Regions from separate parts of the Homo sapiens genome. Here region 1 is linked to region 2. Evidence: chromatin contacts called from ENCODE Hi-C or POLR2A ChIA-PET data. All regions are on one chromosome and are shown on one strand. The core of a region is the stretch at or near the end of the contact, and the rest is flanking DNA. Distances in the headings are between cores, read along the strand shown.

Region 1 (2,700 bases), core at 170-2,669, 39 kb after region 2:
ACTCCATGCAAGTAAATGAAATACCCAGTGAATATATGCATATAGAGAGTAAAAACAGAAGGCAGAATGCTAATCTTGATAAGCCATGGAAGGAGAGCATAAAAGAAAAGCCAATGAAGTAAACTTAGAATCAGGGGAAAATTGTGATAGAAAGGAAAGAAGGAGTGTTTCAGTATACATGGAGTCAACATACTAATAATAATATCAAAAGCAACAATAATAATAAAAATCAATTCAATCCCTGCTAGGCCACTAGTCTTTAAACTAAAGATATTACACAAATTATCTTATTTAATCCTAATAGCATATTTTGTTTTAAAGAAATAGAACTCAAGTTTATCACTTAATATTTTAAACCAAAGAAAGCTTCATGAATCATGAAGTGGAACTCACAAGGTCATACTGGAGGATGAAGAAACATGTGCAGGAAAGAAAAAGGTGTATTCCAGCTCCAGAGGGTAGAAGTAAATTGAGAAGTTAATAGGAACAGGTAAACTGTCTCTTTCAAACACTACTGCTGGAATGACTTAAATCCAATTATGTTAATTTATTTAATTCCTATGCTCACTATTTAGATTCCAGAGAGAGAATGCTGCTGAAATGTCCTGTTGGAGAAACTAGCCAACCTTTTGGTTAGAGAAGGGTAACATTTTTTGACTAACAGTCCTACCAGGCTAAATTCCGTGGGTGAAAAGTAATTTGCTCAAGGGAAAGCAGGGTGTCCTTATCAAAAGAAAGTAGAATACAAGAGTATGTTAAAATTGTATTGTGTAAAAGTGACTCATGGATCTTCAACTTAAATGTGAGGGTGCCAAATCTTAGGGTAATTAAGTAACTTGCTCAAATTCACGCAGGTTAGTAAGTGAATGAATTCATATCAAAGCCAAACTCCATCATTCAGATCAAGAAAACTGAAGTGAGAAAAGGCTATTTTATATAGCATTTCTAATAGTTTCATCAGTATGGTAGCCAGGCAAGAAAATTATTAATAATACATCAAGTTTTATGGAGCCAATTTTAAGTAAATTCTTTGCCAAGAATTTATGCAGGAAAGAAAAGGAAAGAGCAGTTCGGCAGTGGAAGAGAGGAAGGATGATCTCTTTTACAAAATAGGAAAATTTGGTAGGTTTGTGGGTTGAAAAAAAGTTAGAGGTTGAACAGGAAGGAGAAAGTACATGGATGAAACAAGATCCTGTCAGAGGCAGGAAGGAGTGGAATCAAAAAGTCAGATGGACAAAAGAATAAGGATTCTTTTGAGATGCAAAATGAGATCCAGATGAATAAAGATGCAGATAAATTTGGAGATATAGAGGAGGGAAGCGGAAGGGGTTCACAACTGATAGGCTCAATATTTTCAGCAGTAAGAGGGGAAATCATGTGTTGAGGTTGAGGGGAATGAGGATAAGGGTGGGGATCTGAGGAGGGTGTGGTGGGAACAGCTGCTGTGTGGAATGGGAAGACCAGCCAAGTAGGAATGAGTAATAGGGCTGCTGAGCAGCTCTGAAGGTTCAGCTGACATCGGAAATCATAAATTTGTAGCAGAGTCAATCAGCATGGTTATTCAATTTTCTCAGGAACTCTTGGCAGCCCAGGAGGAGGAGGAGAGCAAACAGATGGTAGGACTGATTTGGTAATGGGATTGGCAAGGCAGCTGCGAGAGAAGGTTAAAGAAGGGAAGAAATCAATTGCACCCATGAAAGTGTGTTGAAAATGGTTTATCAGGGGGATCAAAATTAGGGAGAGAAGGAAGTGAAGCCAGGAAGGATTAGACACTGCCAATTCAGGGAAGAGTGAAGCCATGGAGGTCATTAGCCTTTGAAGCTTAAGAGGAGGTTTTGTGAGCATGAGTGAGTGGGATAGGTGATGAGAGAGGAAAATTTCACAATTTTAGATATTACAGTAGAGCATTTTTTTGTTTCAAAACAGCCCATTTTGTATCTGTGAGTGTGATTGCCAAAGCTGAGTAGAAGTGACTGTCACTGAAATATAAGGCAAAAGAATTTCAAACCTAAATAGGGGAATATGTCATCAAAGTCATTGAGAATGGTGATGATTTATAGAAGATAAAACAATAGAAACAACAAAAGCAACAATAAAACACCAGCTGCCAAGTTATTCAAGTGCATTTTTTTTTTCTTAGAGACAGGGTCTTGCTCTGTCACCTAAGCAGGGGTGCAGTGGCATCATTATGGCTCACTGCAACCTCAAACTCCGGCGCTCAAGAGATCCTCCTGCTTCAGCCTTCCTCACTGCTGGGACTACAGGTGCATATCCCTATGCCCAAGTAATTTATTTTTTACTTTTTGTAGAGACAGGGTCTTGCTGTTACCCAGGCTGGCCTTGAACTCTTGACTTAAAACCATCCTCCTGCCTTGGTGTCCCAAAGTGCTGGGATTACAGGCATAAGCCACTGTGCATAGCACATGCAAATACACTGATGTAGTACTGTGGATGACTAGATTTAGAAGACAGCTAGAAGGTTTGATTGTTTGGACCTTGTAAATGTAAGACTTACTGAAATAAAGCAGTGGAACAATGTCCTGGAATTGAAAGGGGAAATCCAAGAGAATGTCCCACTTCCAAGAGGGACAAAAAATTACTATTTTTAGCAGTATTCTAGCATATAGTGAAATCTATGTGAATAAAACTTAAACTAACCAGTTTTCTCAAGCCCTTTTATAAGGGTTCTGATCCTCTTCA
Region 2 (2,708 bases), core at 5-2,504:
GCATTTTTTCCCCTGAGGCAATAGGAAACATTATAACAAATAATATAAAAGATCATTTAAGGATGATTATTCATTGTTTTAAATATATGAATGATTAGATAAATAACTAAACTGATCCAATATGCAATAAAACTATAAGAGCTTCAGTTTTTCAAGAGCAAGACTCTTAACATATTATCATTCGTTCAAAGAAGGTTATTTGTCGGAAGTTATTTACTCTTCTTTTCCCTTGCTTCCTGAACTCATGATATGAAATCTTCATTTATTTTAGTTCTAACTTGGCTGATTAAAAAAAAGGATTCCCTTTGCTTTTAATATTGCTGAATATTTGAAGATCGATTGAAGCTATTAAATTAAAATAGTTTACCCCTTGAGGATTTTCAAAGACCAAAGAAAATATTAGTTTAAATGGAAAGCATTAGTCTTCTATTATTACTGTCTTGGACTGGATTGCATTAGATCTTCAGAGTAAGGCAGCAAGTGCTTTATAACTGTAAAGCCAGTTGTAAAATGTGGAATTAAAGCAAACACAAAATCAAACAAACATGGTATTTCTCCCAATAATTATAAGTTTACTGGATGCTTATTTATCTGTCATTAGAATGGACATACAATCAGAACATCCCAAACTTGTTTACTCACTCCAATGAGATGGGCAGAGGTAAATGGCAAACAGCAATTTAAATATAAATATATTTAGCCTAGGCCAGGCATGGTGGCTCATGCCTGCAATACCAGCACTTTGGGAGGCCTAGGCGGGCGGATCACCTGAGGCCAGGAGTTCAAGACCAGCCTGGCCAACATGGTGAAACCCCGTCTCTACTAAAAATACAAAATTAGCCTGTAATCCCAGCTACTCAGGAGGCTGAGGCAGGAGAATCGCTTGAACCTGGGAGGCAGAGGTTGCAGTGAGCTGCCATTGCACATTGCACTCCGGCCTGGGGACAAGAGTGAAACTCCGTCTCAAAAAAATAAAAGCATAAATAAATATATTTAGCCTAAAATGGCTGTATTATTTTTAAATCTTTATTTTCTAATTCTGACTGTATATTGATTAGTCAATGAGTAAGATTTCTCAGAAACATATTGCTATAAAGTCTAACTACAGTTACAATTTTTCATAGATGATTCACCACAGTGATCTTTATCTAAACAATGCAGGGGAAATTATTTCGAATGTCAACAGCTCTCTTAAATTGGCCATATAAAATCATCTACTTATATGTAAGATAAACACGGAGGCTTAGAAACTTCTCAACATTGAGGTACATTCATTACAAGTCAGTAAATCAGTGTTTCACTAGCTTCAGCTGTTACCTCATGGGTATAGCTGTCTAGTCAGAAGTAGGAAATATAATCCCACAGTGCTCTGTTAGCCTGGGATTTCAGGATCCGTTTTGTTTTTGATCTCAGTATTTCTCAAATCCCTTTTCATTAATGATGAAATAGGGTCTCAATATCTTAAGCTACCATTTGGAAAGAGAAAAAGGAAGATTACACTGTTCACATCCTAGTCGTTTGTGTATCGTCTTCCGTTTCTTCTTACTTTACTATAAATACTTACTTGCATTTTGATATATTTACACATTTTGAACATTAATTCACTGTGTAACCTTTACTATTTGGAATGAAAATGAAACTGAGAAACAAGCTAAAAAGAGCACTGAGCAACTGAAAGAGGTGCTACCAAATGTATGTAGGAAATCTCACATAATTCACTGATGTCTAAATCCTCACTCGGAGCTTGTTTCTTTTCATTTAATCTATGACTGTACTAAATATACTTACTTTCCTACTCTTAACTTTGTTAAAGCAGCCAATTAGGATTTGAAAGATCCTAATCTTTCAGGCATTAGTAAGACATACATATTTCAATTTCAGTAGTAAATGATACCCATATGTAAGGAAAATATGTGTCCAGGAGAGAATCCTTACCTGGATTCGTAAAGTTACACACACTTCATTGACATCAGATGGCCCTGACCCAGCATATGTAGTATTTGTAATGATAATGAGTCTTCATGTATTCTGCAAGAATTCAGATCAAGGTGCAATGCGTTTAACCACACAAATGGTTAAACGTATGCTTAATGGGTACTTTACCATATAGTTTTAATTTCCATTAGCATCAACGAGCCATCCTTGTATCTAACTTTAAGTAGTGGTTCAGGAATATAGTTTTATAAACTGTTTATCATTTATCATTTATCCCAAGATATTTATTTATGCAACAGTGCCTAGTCAATTCTTGACTGAAGATTACCCAAACATGTGAAAATAAATGTTACTGTTAAATCTTTATATGACATTGAAAGAAACGAAGTTTGTAAATGCACTGTGTTAACTTTGAAATACCAGCCTTAGGTTTCACTAGATCTTTATTGGTATATGAGATGAAGACCTAAGTCTAATTCTACCTAATGCACACAATTGACCTGATTATATGTTTGGTGTTTGTTTGTTTGTTTGTTTGTTTGTTTGTTTTGACAGAGACTTGCTCTGTCACCAGGCTGGAGCACAGTGGCGCGATCTCAGCTCACTACAACCTCCCCCTCCCTGGTTCAAGCTATTCTCCTACCTCAGCCTCCAGAGTAGCTTGGATTATAGGCACACACCACCACACCCAGCTAATTTTTGTGTTTTTACTAGAGACGAGGTTTCACCACGTTGGTCAGGATGGTCTCTATCTCCTGACGTCGTGATCTGCC

The links. Hi-C counts contacts between places; a loop is a spot of excess contacts on that map. ChIA-PET counts read pairs that join two places held with the same protein, here RNA polymerase II (POLR2A). Pooled maps may share reads with other maps.
Region 1: a loop to region 2 is called in a pooled map, with 2.3 times the contacts of the local background. The contact joins two enhancer-like sites. A Hi-C loop is called at or near these places in 4 of 168 maps with a recorded cell type or tissue (HCT116, heart right ventricle, naive thymus-derived CD4-positive, alpha-beta T cell and 1 more) and 2 of 50 pooled maps. POLR2A ChIA-PET finds 5 or more read pairs at or near these places in 4 of 52 experiments (HCT116, MCF 10A, PC-9 and 1 more).

What each region holds. Positions count from the first base shown.
Region 1 is chr4:30,801,317-30,804,016 of GRCh38, forward strand. The region is part of intron 1 of PCDH7 (protocadherin 7); the gene reads left to right. Among named protein-coding and RNA genes, the nearest start is that of PCDH7, 82 kb to the left of the region's middle. Within about 2 kb of position 1,420, at least 2 of the 41 ENCODE cell types and tissues checked have a DNase peak (open chromatin) inside an H3K27ac peak, as active enhancers do; they include HCT116, where a contact is called at or near this core.
Region 2 is chr4:30,762,257-30,764,964 of GRCh38, forward strand. All of the region lies in intron 1 of PCDH7 (protocadherin 7), which reads left to right. Among named protein-coding and RNA genes, the nearest start is that of PCDH7, 43 kb to the left of the region's middle. Within about 2 kb of position 1,255, at least 4 of the 41 ENCODE cell types and tissues checked have a DNase peak (open chromatin) inside an H3K27ac peak, as active enhancers do; they include HCT116, where a contact is called at or near this core.